Regions from separate parts of the Homo sapiens genome. Here region 1 is linked to region 2. Evidence: chromatin loops called from intact Hi-C (ENCODE). Cell type or tissue: prostate gland. All regions are shown on one strand. Links, peaks and the distances in the headings refer to the core of each region. The heading gives the core; the rest is flanking DNA.

Region 1 (8,301 bases), core at 32-8,031, 390 kb after region 2:
AGAACTACCGTTTGACCAAGCAATCCCTTTGCTGGTTATATATCCAAAGAAAGATAAATCATTCTACCATAAAGACACCTGCATGTGTGTGTTCATTGCAGCACTGCTCACAATAGCAAAGACATGAAATTAACCTAGATGCCCATCAACGGTGGACTGGATAAAAAAAAATGTGGTACATATACACCATGGAATATTACACAGCCATAAAAAATAATAAAATCACATCCTTTGCAGCAACATGGATGGAGCTGGAGGCCACTATTCTAAACAAATTAATATTGGAACAGAAAACCAAATACTGCATGTTCTTACTTATGAGTGGGAGCTAAACATTGAGAACATATGGACACAAAGAAGGGAACAATAGACACAGGGGCCTACTTGAGGGTGGAGGGTGGGAGGAGGGTGAAGATCAAAAAACTACCTATTGAGTACTATGCTTATTACCTGCATGATGAAATAATCTGTACACCAAACCCTGTGACGTGCAATTTACCCATGTAATAAACCTGTACATGTACCCTCTGAACCTAAAACAAAAATTGGAAAGAAAAAAAAGGGTTCTCATGGAAGACCCTTTCTTTTTCTTTGCTTGACATTTTATGTCTCCTTCTGATGCTTGGATTTGCTGCAGCCACTGTGAAACCAAACATTGAGATACTCTGGATGTGCTGAAGGTAGCAAGGTGGAAAGATAAGAAGCAGAGGGGTCCTTGGTAATGTCATGGAGCCATGAAAGTAACCCTGGACTTGCCCTGCCTCTGGCCTCTTATTCATGAGATAACAACCCCTCAGTGTCTAAGCCACTGTTAGTTGGCTTTTCAGTTACTTGCAGCTGAAAACATCCCAGGACAGATTGCTCTGCTAACGATCTCTGTGACTCTGTGCCAAACTGTGTTTCCAAAGGCATCTGTGACACTGTCTCCCACTTACCTGCTCTTGTGCAATGTTTCTCTCCCATCAAGAGGTGGAATCTGATTCCCCTCCCTTGAATCAGGGCTGCCCTTAGTGACTTGCTGATAAACACAGAATGTGGAGGAAGTGAAGCTGCGTGACTTTTAAGTTAACGTCAAAAGAAGTCTTGCAAGTTCATCCTTATTCACTCTGAATGTTTCCCCTCTACATTGTCCCTCCCTGAATTGAGCTACCATGCTGACAAAAGCCCATGCCATATGGAAGATCTACATGTAGGTACTACTGGGTCTCCAGGCTCATCTGAGCCCAGCCTTTGAGTCACCCCAGCCCAGGAGTCAAAAATATGAGTGGAGAAGCGTCCAGATGACTCCAGCTGCCAGCCATGTAGACTCTTTTTATGTGAGGTCACAGGTCTTACAGAGGAGAGATAGGCCATCCCTGCTGTGCTTCTACTAATTCCCGACTCATTGAATTTGTTTTTTTTTTTTCTTTGTTTTGCTTTTTATTTTTGGGTCTTTTTTTTTTTTTTTTTTTTTTTAGAGACAGGGATCTCACTGTCTCCCAGGCTGGAATGTAGGGTGTGCTCATAGCTCACTGTAGCCTTAAACTTCTGGACTCAAGTGATCCTCTGGCCTCAGCCTCCTGAGTAGCTGGGACTACAGGCATGTACCAGCACACCCAGTTAATTTAAATATATATATATATATGACATGGGATCTTGCTATGTTATCCAGGCTGGTCTTGAACTCCTGTCCTCAAGTAATCCTCCTGCCTTAGCATTCCAGAGTGCTAAGATTACAACCATGAGCCACTGTGCTGGCCTAATTAATATTTAATGGAAGAAGACGGAAGGAAGAAAGAGAAAGAGGGAAGGAGGGAAAATGAGCATTATCTGTAGCAGTTTTATATATATTGATTTTGTAACCAAAAATCTTGCTAAATTCTTGTGTTTATTTTAATAAGTTTTCTATAGACTCTTTGGGGCTTTCTATGTAAACAGTTATGCAACTGAGAATAAATATTTTTTGTCACTTCATTTTTCATCCATAAACCATGTAATCATTTCAGCAGTGGCCTGTCTGGAGCAGCTGCTGCAAAGATGCCGGCTGCAGCAGGGGAGATATGGCCAGGGCTGTACACTCTACTAAGCTGGCAGGAGCCAGGAACAAGCAGGAGTGGTGCTCACCTTCTGAGTTGGTGATGGGGGAGCTCCACGCTCCTAGAGGCAGCTGCAGCTGCCCAGCCATGGCTGCAGACCCAGGCATCCCTGTGCTCTTGGGGGCCTAGGAAGCCCCCCTGCTCCCACAGGCTCGGAAGTGCCTACTCCTGCTGCCTGGCCTCTCCTCACTCCTGGCACCCACTCTGATTTTGAAGCAAAGTTGTGGCCAAGCCCAGGCGCTGTTATGACCCAGCCAGGTGTGTGTGTGCTTGGGATGGTGCTGACACACCAGCCCTCTGCTGCCTTGGCCCCCTCCAGAGTTTGGGTGCCAACAAGCATGGGAGGGAGGCCAAGGGGGCACTGAGGGTGGCACAGCACAGGCCTGCAGGTGTCCCTTGGCATGAACAGCCTGGGCACCATGAACAGCAGCAGGAAGCGACAGGCTCCCGAGTGGAAAGGGATGTGTCGCTGGTGAAGCTCCACCTTCAACCCAGGGGTGGCCTGAAGCCTGGGGGCCAGGCTGCCAGTTCCACAGACTGGAGTGAGAACTTATGGTGCTTTTTTCAGGCCCACCTATGGCTGCCCATTGACCAATCAGCATGAGCTTCCTCCCCTCTGAAGCCCATAAAAACCCTAGACTCAGCCAGACTCTGGCAGAAGTGGGGATGACCTGCCTGCAGAGAGGAGTTATTCGCTGTGGGGTCTTCTCTCAGCTAAGAGCTGAACAGATATCAGGATGACCTGCCTGCAGAAAGGAGCTACCCACTGTGGGTCTTCTCTTAGCTGGGAGCTGAGCAGATGCTGGGATGACCTGCTTGCAGAAAGGAGCTACCCACTTCAGATCTCCTGCAAGCTGTACTGTTGCTCAATAAAGCACCTCTTTGCCTTACTCACCCTCCAGTTGTCTGCATATCTCATTCTTCCTGCGTGTGGGACGAGAACTTGGGACCCACCAAATGGTGGGACTAAAAAAGCTGTAATAAAAACAGGGCTGAAACACACCCCTCGCTCACCACACTGCAGGCAACAAGACGGAGAGAAGAGCTGCAGCCCTTGGGGGCGCCCAGACCTAGGAGCTCCCTGAGCCAGTGTTGTGACACCCTCTTTGGGGCTCTGCAGTTCCTGGTGTCTCCAAGCTTCCAGGTGCCACTGTGTTCCCCTATGCCAGCAGTGGAAGCCACTTGTGGTATACCTGGTCCAGCTGCAGCCTTGCAGGGAGCTGGCACCTTTGTCAGCACCTGGTGCTGCCTGCCCTGCTGCAGCTGGCATGCCTAGCTGTGTGTAGTGGCTGGACCCTGCACTCACTCATGCACCCCTTGTCACTCTGCATCTGGCTTGCCCTTGGCAGGCATGGGATCCAGGCTGGTAGTATGAGCCGAGCACAGCCTGCCCGGCCAAGCGGGTGGAATGAGCACAGCAGGCCTGGGCAAAACTCAGGCAAAAGTGCCACTGACCACAGAGGTTTCTGGCTGGCAAAGCAACACCCCAAGGATCCTGTGACAGCATGGTGGCACATGCTTGTAGTCCTACCTACTGAGGAGGCTGAGGTGGGAGGACTGCTTGAACCCAGGAGTCTGACGTTACAGTGAGCCATGATTGTGCTGCTATACTCCAGCCTGAGTGACGGAGCATGACCCTGTCTCTAAAAGAAAAAAAAAAGATGCATTTAATCTATCTTATCCGGTATTATTCTTGTTTATAATGAGAGAGTAAGTCAGAATTTCGTGGTTTTTAAAAACATGCTTTTGGCCAGGCTCATGCCTATAATCCTAGCACTGTGGGGGGCCGAGGCAGGCAGATCACTTGGGCTCAGGAGTTTGAGACCAGCCTGGGCAACATAGTGAGACCCTGCCTCTACAAAACATACAAAAAGATCAGCTGGGCATGGGGACATGCGCCTAGGGTCCTAGCTACTTGGAAGGCCGAGGTGGGAGTATCACTTGAGCCCAGGAAGTTAAGGCTGCAGTGAGCCATGATCATGCCACTGCACTCCAGCCTGGGTGATAGAGCAAGACCCTGTCTCAAAACAAACAAACAAACAAACAAAAAACAAAAAACACATGCTCTTATAGTTCTTTGTGTCTTCTACAATTTCTGGGACATTGATCTATTTCTAATGTATATCAAATGTTCAAAAATATAGCTGAATAATGAATATTACTCTTTGTCCATATGCTTTATACTTCTAGGAGTAGAAAGCTATGAAATGATTAAATTCTTCGTATTCATCAGTTTTTCATAAATATGTGTTGGTTAAATATGCTTAATTGTGGTTAGTTGACTTAAGAAAAAATTGTTTATATTAAATTAAATTAAAGTCATTATTGGAATCTTTGCTTTGGCTTGTTGGCATCACTTTGATCCATGACCTCAGACAGCCTTCCAGATCCTGGCCGCCCAGTTTGTTAAGGCTTAGTCATAAGGAAGAACAGAGGAAAGTTGAAAATAAAACGAAGTGCTATATACACTTTTTGTAGATTGACAAGTATAAATGACTCTCTGCTGCCCTCTGGAGACCAGTTAAGGTCACAAGTACCTGTACTTTTTTTTTCAGCTATGAACAAGTTTCTAAATTTATTTAACTTTTGCTTCTGGTCAATCGAATACAGCAAAGATAAAGAGTTGTATGTAATTATGTTACATAAAAGGGTAGTATCTGTCTTGCTAGAGTCTCTCTGTTGGCTATGTGAGAGGCTATGTTGGGGAAACCCACGTGGCAAAGAATTGAGTATAGCCTCTGGCTGACAGCAAGAAACTGAAGCCTCTAGTCCTATAGCTGAAAAAAAAGTGGATTTTTCTACAAACTGAGTGAGCTTGGAAGCAGATCCTTTCACAGTTGTGCTTCAGATGAGACCAAAGCCCTGGACACCACCTTAATTGCAGCCTTGGGAGACCCTGAACAGAGGACCTACCTGAATTCCTGACCAACAGAAACTGTGAGATAATAAGTTTGTGTGTGTGTGTGTGTGTGTGTGTGTGTGTGTGTGTGTGTGTGTTTTAACTTAATTTTTTTTCTTTTTCATTAGAGACGAGTCTCACTATGTTGCCCAGGCTGGTCTCAAACTCCTGGCCTCAAGTGATCCTACCACCTCAGCCTCCCAAGGTGCTGGGATTATAGGTGTGAGGCACCGTGCCTGGCCAAACGTGTGTGTTTTAAGCCACTACATTTGGGGTAAAACTTTTATGCAGCACTAGATAACAAATTCATCTTTCATATTTAGTAAGCCATTGAATCCTACCAGTTTTTTGTTGTTGTTTGGTTGTTTGGGTATTCGTTGTTGTTGTTGTTTTTGAAACAGAGTCTTGCTCTGTCTCCCAGGCTGGAGTGCAGTGGCACCGTCTCTGCTCACTGCAACCTCTGCCTCCCGGGCTCAAGCAACCGTCCCATCTCAGCCTCCCAAATCGCTGAGATTATAGGCGTGAGCCACCATGCCTGACCATCCTGCCAGTTTTTTTACCTCCTAAATCCACGTCTTGTTTGCCTCTGAACTAGTTTCGATAGTCAGCGTTGCTCACCTGGCCTGTGGCTGGTGCCTTCTTATCCCTTTTGGTCTTCATTAAGTCCATCGTCTGCCCAGTCATCTGGGTGGTCGTTCAAAACACAAGTCTGACCATATCCTGCCCTGTTTAAATCCTTCAGTGTTTCCTCCATGCCTTTAGGATGAAGTTTAAGTGCCTTAGCATGGCTTAGAAGGTCCTTTTATGTCTTCACTTTTATCTGTTTCCACTTCTTAGCTAAAACTTTACCCTCCCACAATACTGGGCCGTCGCCTGCTTCCCTCAGCTCTCCTCAAGTTATTAACCACCTCCCTGGAATTTTCACATAATGTCCCTTCTTGCTCTTTCTCTGCTGTATAATAGCTACAGTGAATTGTATCACATTTACCCAGTACATATTGATCTGTCCACTAGACTCTTCCTGCAGAGCAGGGACCGAGTCTTACTCATCTTTGTATTCTTCTCCCAGCAGACTGCGTGGCATGTAATAGGTTTTTGACAAATTTTATTGAATAAAGGGTTGAATATGATCAAGAAGAGTGTCAAGATATCTCGACCTACACCATGGTACTGGAAATAGATCATGAATTCCTAGTGGAAATTTCCTAGAATAAAGGCAATCCATAATGTCGAGGTCTTTAACTGTTCTTTCACTCACGTTTTGATTCATTTCATCCACCCATTGTCTGATTTTCCAGCACAGGCCCAGAGCCAGTCCTTGTACTCATTGTGGATAATCCAGTGGTCAAGAGAGATAATAAACTTAGCAATTACAGTCCACATTGGAGGTTTGTACCCAGTGGGTGCATAACTCTCTGTCAATTTGGGTGAATAGTTAAGGAAGACTTTTAGGAAAAGGTGATTCCTATGCTGAGCCCTGAAGGACAATGAATATTTGGGGGAGATGGGGAGAAAACAGGGAAAGAGAAGAGAGGGTGGGGAGGTGATAAAAGAGATTTTGAGGAATTGGTTCATGTAATTATGGGGGCTGGCAAGTTTGAAATTTGCAAGGCAGACCAGCAGGCTGGAGACCCAGGAAAGACTTGATGTTATAGCTTGAGTCCGAACGCAGTCCTCTAGGAGAATTTCTTCTTCCTCAGAGAATCTCAGTCTTTTTCTGAGAAGGCCTTCAACCTATTGGATGAGCTCCATCTACATGATGGAAGTATGAAGGGTAATCTGCCTTACTCAGAGCTACCTATTTAAATATTTATCTCATCTAAAAATACCAGCAACATTTAACGTTTGAAAAAGAGTACCATGGCCTAGCCAAGTTGATGCATAAAATTAATCATCACAGATACATATATGCAACTATATAGATGTATGTGAATGTGTATATATAAGTGTGTAGATACATTTATGTATATCCTAGTTCTGTCTATGGAGAGCGCCTAGAGGCAGTGACACTCCTATAGCAATGAGTACACCTAGAGTTCAGCTTTTAGATTTAAATGATATTCTACACTAAAAGAAACCAGGGCTTTTTGGAGGAGTAGCCAACTCCAGGGCAGGGACAGGGAAAATGGAAGAAGGACCTGCAATATTTGTCGTAACTGAAGCAAGGAAATGCTCAAAAAATTATGAAGGCATGTCAGAACACAGGAGTCAGCTGGTAGGGGCTTCCTTCATTCCACTTGGCCAATCTGGGAAAATCCATGCATCAAAATAAATAATGATAATTATGAATTGTAACCATTTGAGTAAAATAGGAATCCATGAGCTCACTGTTATAAGTAAATAAGTGAATAACTAATGCATTTATTTATTTCAGGAAAAAGTTTGTCTTACGGAAGTACTAAAATATCTCCCTACCAATGCATATTAATACTTTAACTGGGAGTAAATGCATATTAATTAAGGAGTATAACATGTATTAATTAGTAAGTATAATACTTATTAACTTTAGAGTGAAGAAAGTTAATACTGACACCATCTTAACTAAATGATAAAAGTTAATATCTCTATTATAAAAACCTTCATTATCTAAAAAGGTTGATATATCGCCTTTGAAGTAAGCAATTGACTTGCTTCCCATCCAGTATTGTCCTAGTCAATCTAAATGTTCACAGAGTAATTATTCCCTAGTTTAAATGTTGCAAACTAACACCGGGACCTTAATGAGAATGATGGCACCAAAATATAGAAATTTTATTTTAGAAAGTTAATGAGACAATTGAAATTCCAAAAACACTTTCCTTGAACAGCAGGCAGTAACTATTTTGATGTTGTTACTGAACCCAAGCTAGAATTTCTTTTTTTTTTTCTTTGAGATGGAGTTTCGCTCTTGTTGCCCAGGCTGGAGTGCAATGGCATGATCTCAGCTCACAGCAACCTCTGCCTCCCGGGTTCAAGCCATTCTCCTGCCTCAGCCTCCAGAGTAGCTGGGATTACAGGCATGTGACACCACACCTGGCTAATTTTGTATTTTTAGTAGAGACGGGGTTTCTCCATGTTGGTCAGGCTGGTCTCGAACTCCGGACCTCAGGTGATCCACCCACCTCGGCCTCCCAAAGTGCTGGGATTACAGGCATGAGCCACCGTGCCCGGCCCCAAGCTGGAATTTCAAACTCCTGTGTTTGATAAGTGAATTGTGCAGCCTGATTGAACTTTGTCATACTCAGGCCCTCAGGCCTGGATGTCTGTTGCTCCTGTCAACTTGACAGTTGTCAGAAAGAACCTCTCGATGAAGGACAAGTGGTCACATGATTAGGCTGGGATTTAAAC
Region 2 (8,301 bases), core at 274-8,273:
CACAAGAAAATTACAGACCAATATCTCTTATGAATATAGACAAAAATTCTCAACAAACTAAGTCCAGCAACATATGAAAAGGATTGTACAACATAATCAAGTAGAATTTATCCCAAGAATGCAAGGTTGGTTTAGTATCAAAAATTAGTTAATATGTAATATTAATATAATAAAGAATAAAAATCAAATAATCATCTTAATGGATACAGAAAAAGCATTTCAAAAAATCCAATACCATTTCATGATAGAAACACTCAACAAAGTAGGAAGAGAAAGAGAACTTCCTCAACCTGATAAAGTGTATTTGTGGAAAACCTACAGCTAGCATTATACTTAATGGTGAAAGACTGGGTGCTTTTACTTCTAAGATCCAGAACAAGACAAGGATGTCCACCTGTGCTACTTCTGTTTAACATTGTATTACAGGACCTAGCGAGGACAATTAGGCAAGGAAGTAAAAAAGGGAGGGAGGTAGAAAAACACATCTAGATTAGAAAGAAATAAATAAAACTGTCTATTCACAGATGACATGATCATGCATAGAGAAAATCCTTTAAAAATCTACCAAAAAGCTATTAAAACAAATAAATTTGTTTAGCAAGGTTGCAGAGCACAAGACCAATATAAAAAAAAGCAATTGTGTTTTCATATACTAGCAATGAACAATTCAAAAATCAAATTAAGCAAACAATTCCATTTACAACAACATTTAAAATAAAATACTTAAAAATCAATTTAACAAAATTTATGTAAAATGTATACTCTTAAAACTATGCAACAATGTTGAAAAAAATTAAGACCTTAATAAATGGAAAGCCATACCATGCTCATGTATCAAATGAATTGATATTGTTAAGATGACATTACTTCCCAAATTGATCTATAGACTAAACACCATTCCTACCACAACCCCAGCTGGCGCTGTCTCTCTGTTTATTTTTTTCTTTTTCACAGAAATTGATAAGCAGGCCCTAAAATGTATGTGGAAACTCAAGTACTGAGATAGCCAAAACAATCTTAAAAAATAAGAACAAAGTTGAATAACTCACAATTTCCAATTTAAAAACTTATTTCAAAGCTACAGTATCCAAGATAATGTGGTACTGGCATAAAAATGAACATACAGATCAATAAAATAACATTAAGACCCCATAAATAAACCCTCACATTTATGGTCAATTGATTTCAACAAGGCTGTCAAGAAAATTTGATTACTTTTCACAAATGTTGCTGGGACAATTGAATATCCACATGCATAAAAATAAAGTTGAATCCCTTCCTCACACCATATACAAAAATCTTTACTTAAAATAAAATGTAGACAAATTAAGAGAGCTAAAATTACAAAACTTTTAGAAGAAAACACAGGAATAAATCTTAATGAATCTGCATTTGTTGCACAAGCAACAAAAGAAAAAAAACAGATAATTGTACTTCATCAACATATTAAAACTTTTGTGTTGCAAAATAAACCATCAGGAAACTGAAAAGAAAACCTACAGGAAGAGAGAAAATATTTGCAAGAAACTTGTACCTAAAATAAAGAACACTTAACAACTCACTCAATAATAAAAAGACAAACCAATTTAAAAGTTGACAATGAATTTGAATAGACATTTCTCCAAAGAAGATATGCAAATGTCCAATAAGCACATGAAAAGATACCTAACCTCATTAGTCATTAGCGAAATGCAAGTCAAAACCACAAGATACCATTTCAAATCCAGAAAGATGACTATCCTCAAAAAAAGAGTTAAGTATTGGCAAAGATGTGAGGAAAATGGAACCCTCATATTGACAGCAAGAATGTAAGATGATGCAGCTGCTCTGGAAACCAGTTTGACAGTTCTTTAAAATGCTAAACATAGTTATCATATCACCCAATAACTCCACTACTAGGGGTCTATCCAGGAGAAATACAGACATATACCCATAAAAAGACTTGTATTTTAGTCTTTATAGCAGCATTATTCATAATAGCCAAACATTGGAAGCAACCTAGATGTCCATAAACTGATAAATGGACAATAAAATGTGGTATATCCATACAATGAACTTTTATTTGGCAATAAAAAGAAAGGAATTAATGACACATGCAACAACACAGATGAACAGTTAAAACATTACGCAGAGTGAAAGAAGCCAATCACAAAAGGATAAATACTGTTATGATTCCATATACATGAAATGTCCAAAATCAGCAAATCCATAGAAACAGAAAGTAGATGAGCAGTTTTCAGGGGCTGACAGGCTGGAAGGTAAGAAGGGAACCGCAACTACTGGGTAGGGGAGTTTCTTTTAGGGGAGATGAAAATGTTCCAAAATTAGATAGTGGTGGTAGTTGCATGACCTTATAAATTTGTTTTTAAAAATGCAACTATACTCTTTAAATGGATGAATTGTACACTATAAGAATTATATCTCAATAAAGCTGTTTTTTAAAAAAGAAAGGAAAGAAAAAAAGAAGCCCTGGGGTCATATTTCTCCTTATTTACCACTGAGCTCACTATATATATATATATATATATATATATATATATATATATACACACACACACACACACACACACACATACACACACACATACATGCATATATGTGTATGTGTGTGCATAATACAAAGTACATACACACATATATATTGTGTATATATATATAGTATATTGTATATATTACACCAGTCCTCGGTTTCCAAAGACCCACCCTGATGTTCTATTCCAAGGATCAGCAAATGAAGATCCACAAACCCAATCTAACTCTCAACCTGTTTTTGTTTTTGTATTGCTCTTTGGCAATACAAAAACAAAAATGCAGTTTTTACATTTTCAAAGGACTTTTTAAAAAATAAAAAAGAGTATGTGACAAAAATCAGTGCGGACTGCAAAGTCTAAAATATGTTTGCTCTCTGGGCCTTTATACAACAAGTTTGCTGACCCCCTGATCTATACCTTTTATTTTCTCTACATTTACCAAGAAGAAAAGGGGAGGAGGAGGAGGAGAAAGAATAAGAGGAAAACATACCCTTTCTTTTACATCATTGTTAGCCGTGAAAACAGTGCAGTATGGGGACCAGTTTGTACATATTCACGAGAGCCAACTGTTAAGTTTTTAAGACTTTTTAAGTCAGTTGATGTCATGTTGTAATTGGCCACAGCAGAAATATTTACGATACAGAAATTGGCAAACAGTTCAAATCAGGGCTTTTTTCCCCCTGCAGAGAGCCAGCGTATCTCAAATAAAAACCTTCCGAAAATCTTGTCGTCTTTGTACTTTTCAGAAATCAGAGAACAGGGAAGAAACCTACAATCAGATTTTTAGTCCACAGGGAATTTGCAGATGGGACGCCATGGTATAAAGCTAGGTGCAGATCAGGAAGTACATAGGGCAATGTCCCGTTCTTGCAAAGAAAAGAAACTTCAGACTCAAAGTGTCTCTCTGATCCTCCCTCCACCACTCCCACACTGCACTTTCTTTGCTGGGACATCTCTCTGCTCTATACATATAGGTGACCGCCAGGAGGGTCTCCACTCCCGATCTCTGGAGACTGCTGAGAAGGAGAAGCGCCCAGCCCACATGCCAGGACTATAGCAGGTGAAAACAAGTTCCTGGCATTAACCAGGGCATGGAGGGAAGATGTTCTAATCGCCACTAGGGGGAGGGCTGGTCACACTTTGCATCAAGGAGCCCGAGGGACCAGAATACAGAGGGCAAAAAAAGGCAACCAGAAGCGCTTTGGGAGGCCGAGGCGGGCGGATCACAAGGTCAGGAGATCCAGACCATCTTGGCTAACACGGTGAAACCCCGTCTCTACTAAAAATACAAAAAATTACCGGGCGAGGTGGCATGCACCTGTAGTCCCAGCTACTCCGGAGGCTACATTTTATTAACTTAATATTATTTATGTTAATTTTTAAGTAGCAAATAAAGTGGATTCGATATTGTCTGTTCAGTAGAGTGATTATATAAGTATGTTTTATATATGTATCATACACAACAAAATACAATATATTTGTGTGTGTGTGTGTGTGTGTGTGTGTGTGTGTGTGTGTGTGTATTCTCCTGTTCTGTTAAGTAAACTAGCAAGGAGTCAAGGAAGAGATTACTTACAAAAATGCCCAACCTGAATCTTCATGGTGTAACATGATGGCAATTAAGATTTTATTAATTACAAATTAAGACTCATTTTCCCATATGAAAAAGCAAACTATAGTATTATTTTTGAATGCTCAGCCATAAATTAAATAGGTTTCCCCAAGGCAGCTGGAAACCTACATTCCACATATAATGTTGTTTCTATTAGAAAATACTTCCCAACAACCTACTTATGAAGAGTGTTCAGAATAAAATGTGTTTATGAACTAGGCAAAAGAAAAAATAATGTGTACCCCTTAGAAAGTCACTCCCTCTTTCATTTCATTGTCTCATTGTATGATTATAACTGGAGTCCAAATTCCTCCCACCCACCCCAAGTTCTCTGTTCACTTCTCTTCTCTCCCTCTTCCCTAAAGAACTGTACTGTCTGCATCTCTTTTACAGTTACAATAAAATGAATTTCTCATAGATATGCTGCACTTTAAGGTTGTTGGCCCCATTTTTGCTGCTGTAGTAACTTTTCCTGGCTCCAGAAAAGCCACTGTAATCTAATGGAAATTGGACAAGGTCATGGAGCAGGCTAAGAAAAGACCTGGTAACCTACAAGTACTAAACCCAAGGCTCTCTTTCTATTTCTAGCATGAAAAATGGGCACAACATGACATTTTTCTCTGGTAAAGCAAAACCATTGTAAACACTCAGGACTGAAGGTGCTATTTGTGGAGTCAACTTCTAAAATTTGACTGCTTTGAGCTAGTAGGAATTACGATCTGTATAGTATGCTAATTTATACATAAATGTAATAAGGTACTAAACTTTAACACGTACACGCAATATCTGCTCACAATGTCCTGGTAAAGCTGTGAAAATATCCTATCAACCCAGACAACAGGGCATTTAAACAGCTACAGGCTATTATTAAGCAAGTAAGAAGTATTTATTTAGGCTATTTATACAGGCTATTACTAGCCCTAGGGAGGGCTTTACAGGGGTCATTTTATTATTAGTTTTTGTTGTTCATGTAATGCTTCATTGGTTAATTGATACGACCTCATAACTCCTCCAGCTAAACTTTGCTGGTTCAGGAGGCCATCAGTGAGAACAGCTATGTTAAGACCAGCAAGAGGCAAACCCAAAAGTGAGAGACAGGAAAGTTGTGAAAAACCAAGACAGGTGGCCAACCCATTTGAGGACGACTTGCATGGACATGAGAGAATGTGGCTCTCTCACCCTGAGGATGAAAGGCACAACCGCAACCTTCCAGCATCCCTAAGACAGAAAGTATTTCACGGAAAGGATTATGCCATATCTTGGAGAGATAAATGCATTTATTTCCTACTTATCTTCAGCAGCAGATGTAAACAGCCATTGGGACTTCTTCAAAGTCATTTCCAAAAATAGTATTAGGGATTCTAGAAGAGTTCTGCCTCTGACCACAATTCTGGCCAGAAGAGGGACTAAAAGGCCAGGAGAACTGAGATGACACCATAATAATAATGTCTTATACTAAATAAACATGTACCAAGTGCCAGACGCTGTGCTAAACACTCAATGTGCATGGTTTCATTTAATCATAACAAGACTCTATGATATAGGTACTATTTTATTCCCATTTATTTATTCAAGAAATATTTACAGACTACCTTCTATGTGGCAGGAATTGTTCTAGCCACTAGGGATTCAGAAATGAGCAAAACAGAAAAAAAAAATCTCTTCCTTTATGGAGTTTACCTTCTAGTAGGGGAGAGAAACAAAAGATGGAAGTGAATCAAATGTATGGAATTTCTTATAGCCAAAGAGCTAAAAGGGAAATTAGTGCAAAAAAGGATAGAAAGTTAGATGGATGTAATTTAAAATAGTGTAGCCAAGAAAGACCTTATTGAAAAGATGAACTTGAGAAAACATTTGAAGGAAGTGGAGAAGTCAAGCAGGTTATCTGGAGAAGTTCAAAGATAAGTTCAAAGTTACTTAGATGACAGCAAGTGTGGTGTGTTATTGGAACAGGAAGATGGCAATGTGGTGGAAGCATGGTGATTAAAGAGGGAAGTTGTAGAGAAATCAGAAAGTCAGAGCAGGTAGATCATGTAGAATCTTATTTGTAATTGTAAGGGCTTTTTTTTTTTTACTATGAGAGAAATGGGAAAATATTATAAAATTTAAGCAGAGGAGTCACATTATTTGCCTTATGTGTTAGTAGTATTGCTGTGGCTGTGTATGGAATCTAGACTTTGGGGGTGGTACAAGGATGGAAGCAGAGAGAGGTTGGGAAGTCACTGCAATAATTCAGGGATATGACTGCAGCTTGGTCTCGGCTGCCAGGAAGGGATGTGGTGATAACTGGTCAGATTGGGATTACATAATGAAGGCCTAGCTGCAGGATTGGTTAATGGGTTGAATGCTTTCTGTAAGAGGATGACTCCGAGGTTTTTGGCTCAAGTAATGACAAAAATGGGGCTGCCACTTACTGAGAGAAGGAATAAGTGAGAGAAGCAGGGAGCAGGCATATTAGGGTCACGTCTATCCATAAAGTAATGTTAGCAAAGGAAACAGTACTTCACAGTTAGAATCTTTAGAAGGCTGTGGCTCTCATGATTAAGATTCCAGTTCTATCTAAGTGATGCATACTTCACTCACTCATTCTTTTATTCATTTACTCCTTTATTCAACAAATTTTCATCAAGTGTCCATTGTGTGCCAAACAGTATGCTAGGTCTTAGACCTGTAGTGAGCAAGAAACACTTGGTTCCTTCCCTTCTTAAAACTTACGATCTGGAGGAAAAGCAATTATATTAAGCTATAAAACAAAACAAATAAAAAATTATTAATAAAGAAAGCAATGGCTGGGCACAGTGGCTCATGCCTGTAATCCCAGCACTTTGGGAGGCCAAGGTGTGAGGATCACTTGAGCCCAAGAGTTCGAGGCTGCAGTGAGCTATGATTGAAATGGTGCACTCCAGCCTGGGTGACAAAGAGAAACCCAGTCTCTAAAAAAAAGGAAAAGAAAAAGAAAGGGAAGTATTGGACAACTTCAGTAATTTGCCCATAGTTGCATAGGTGGGGAGAGACAGGGTTGGAACTTGACACAGGTGCCTCCTTCCAGAGTCCACATGCTCACTTTATGGAGTGATCAGATGCAAGCACCATCCAATGGAGAAGAGAGCACAAGCAGTCAAAAGGAGCACCAATACCACCCAGGAGATCCTGACCATGGCTGTGTCATGAAAACTACAGAACGTTTTCTGGGCCCAAGTTCCCTCATCTCTAAAATGAACCAGATGGTCTTCGCAGTCCCTTCTGTGTCTGAAACTGTGATTCTTTGATGTACATTGGTGTCCACATGTAGGAAAGAAGATGTGGGGAACACCCAGTCCAAGCTTCACTGACTTCACAGCTCTGCCTAGGACCAGGCCCGTGTCTGAAACTGGGAGCCACAGGACCCCAACCAAGTCCTTTGCTGCCCTGTCCTCAGAAGGACCTGATCAGGCAGAAGGAGCAGTGAAAGTAGGGGGTTGGCATGGGAGACCGCTCTCAGAGATGGGAGCAACTGGACGGTGTGAGCCAGAGAGAATGAGAGAAAAGACAAATTCAAGGATAGCAGACCCAGCCAGGTGCAGTGGCTCATGCCTGTAAGCCCAGCACTTTGGGAGTCTGAGGCAGGAGGCTGTGCCTACAAAAAGTAGCCAGGCACGGTGGTGTACACTTGCAGTCCTAGCTACTTGGGAGGCTGAGATCGGAGGATTGCTTGAGCCCAGGAGGTTGAGGCTACAGTAAGCAGAGATCATGCCACTGTACTCTAGCTTGGACGATAGAGCAAGACCCTGTCTCAAAAAGGAAAAAAAAATAGGATAGCCGATCCGTTAGACTGCCCCTGGATTTAGGTATCCTGAATGTGTGATTTTTCTCTTAAGCCTACGGTCGACAACATAAGGGACTCATGCATTTGAGTGTGATCCTGGGAAATGCAGACCCTTCACTATTTTGGCTCCAGTTTTCTCATCTGCAAAATGAGGCCAGATATTTTCTAAACTCGGTAATCTACGACCCCACATTCCTATAACCTCAGCATTTCTGTCCCTTAACTAAATTTCCAAAATAAACTTCTGCCTCCTAGAGTGTGCTTCTTGCCAAATTTCAAGACTCACTCAAATTGTCATTTGATCTAACAGTGCAGTTCTGGAAATAATCCAAATCAAAGATCTACCACAGAAG

The links. A loop is a pair of places that touch in the nucleus more often than their neighbours do. Peaks named below come from ENCODE experiments on the same cell type or tissue, not always from the same donor. Only the 100,000 strongest peaks of a DNase experiment are listed, where the experiment ranks them.
Region 1: a loop joins it to region 2, with 5 times the contacts of the local background. A loop is called at or near these places in 75 of 110 quality-filtered maps.

The regions. Positions count from the first base shown.
Region 1 is chr10:23,311,255-23,319,555 of GRCh38, reverse strand. All of the region lies in intron 4 of C10orf67 (chromosome 10 open reading frame 67), which reads left to right. Among named protein-coding and RNA genes, the nearest start is that of C10orf67-AS1, 29 kb to the left of the region's middle. In prostate gland, for the core only: a CTCF peak has its summit at 4,582 (motif pointing left); a DNase peak (open chromatin) is centred at 4,555.
Region 2 is chr10:23,698,419-23,706,719 of GRCh38, reverse strand. It overlaps a transcript of KIAA1217 not described here. Among named protein-coding and RNA genes, the nearest start is that of OTUD1, 260 kb to the right of the region's middle. RefSeq lists an enhancer at 3,708-3,757. In prostate gland, for the core only: a CTCF peak has its summit at 3,628 (motif pointing right); a DNase peak (open chromatin) is centred at 3,639; H3K4me3 peaks cover 575 bases; H3K27ac peaks cover 633 bases.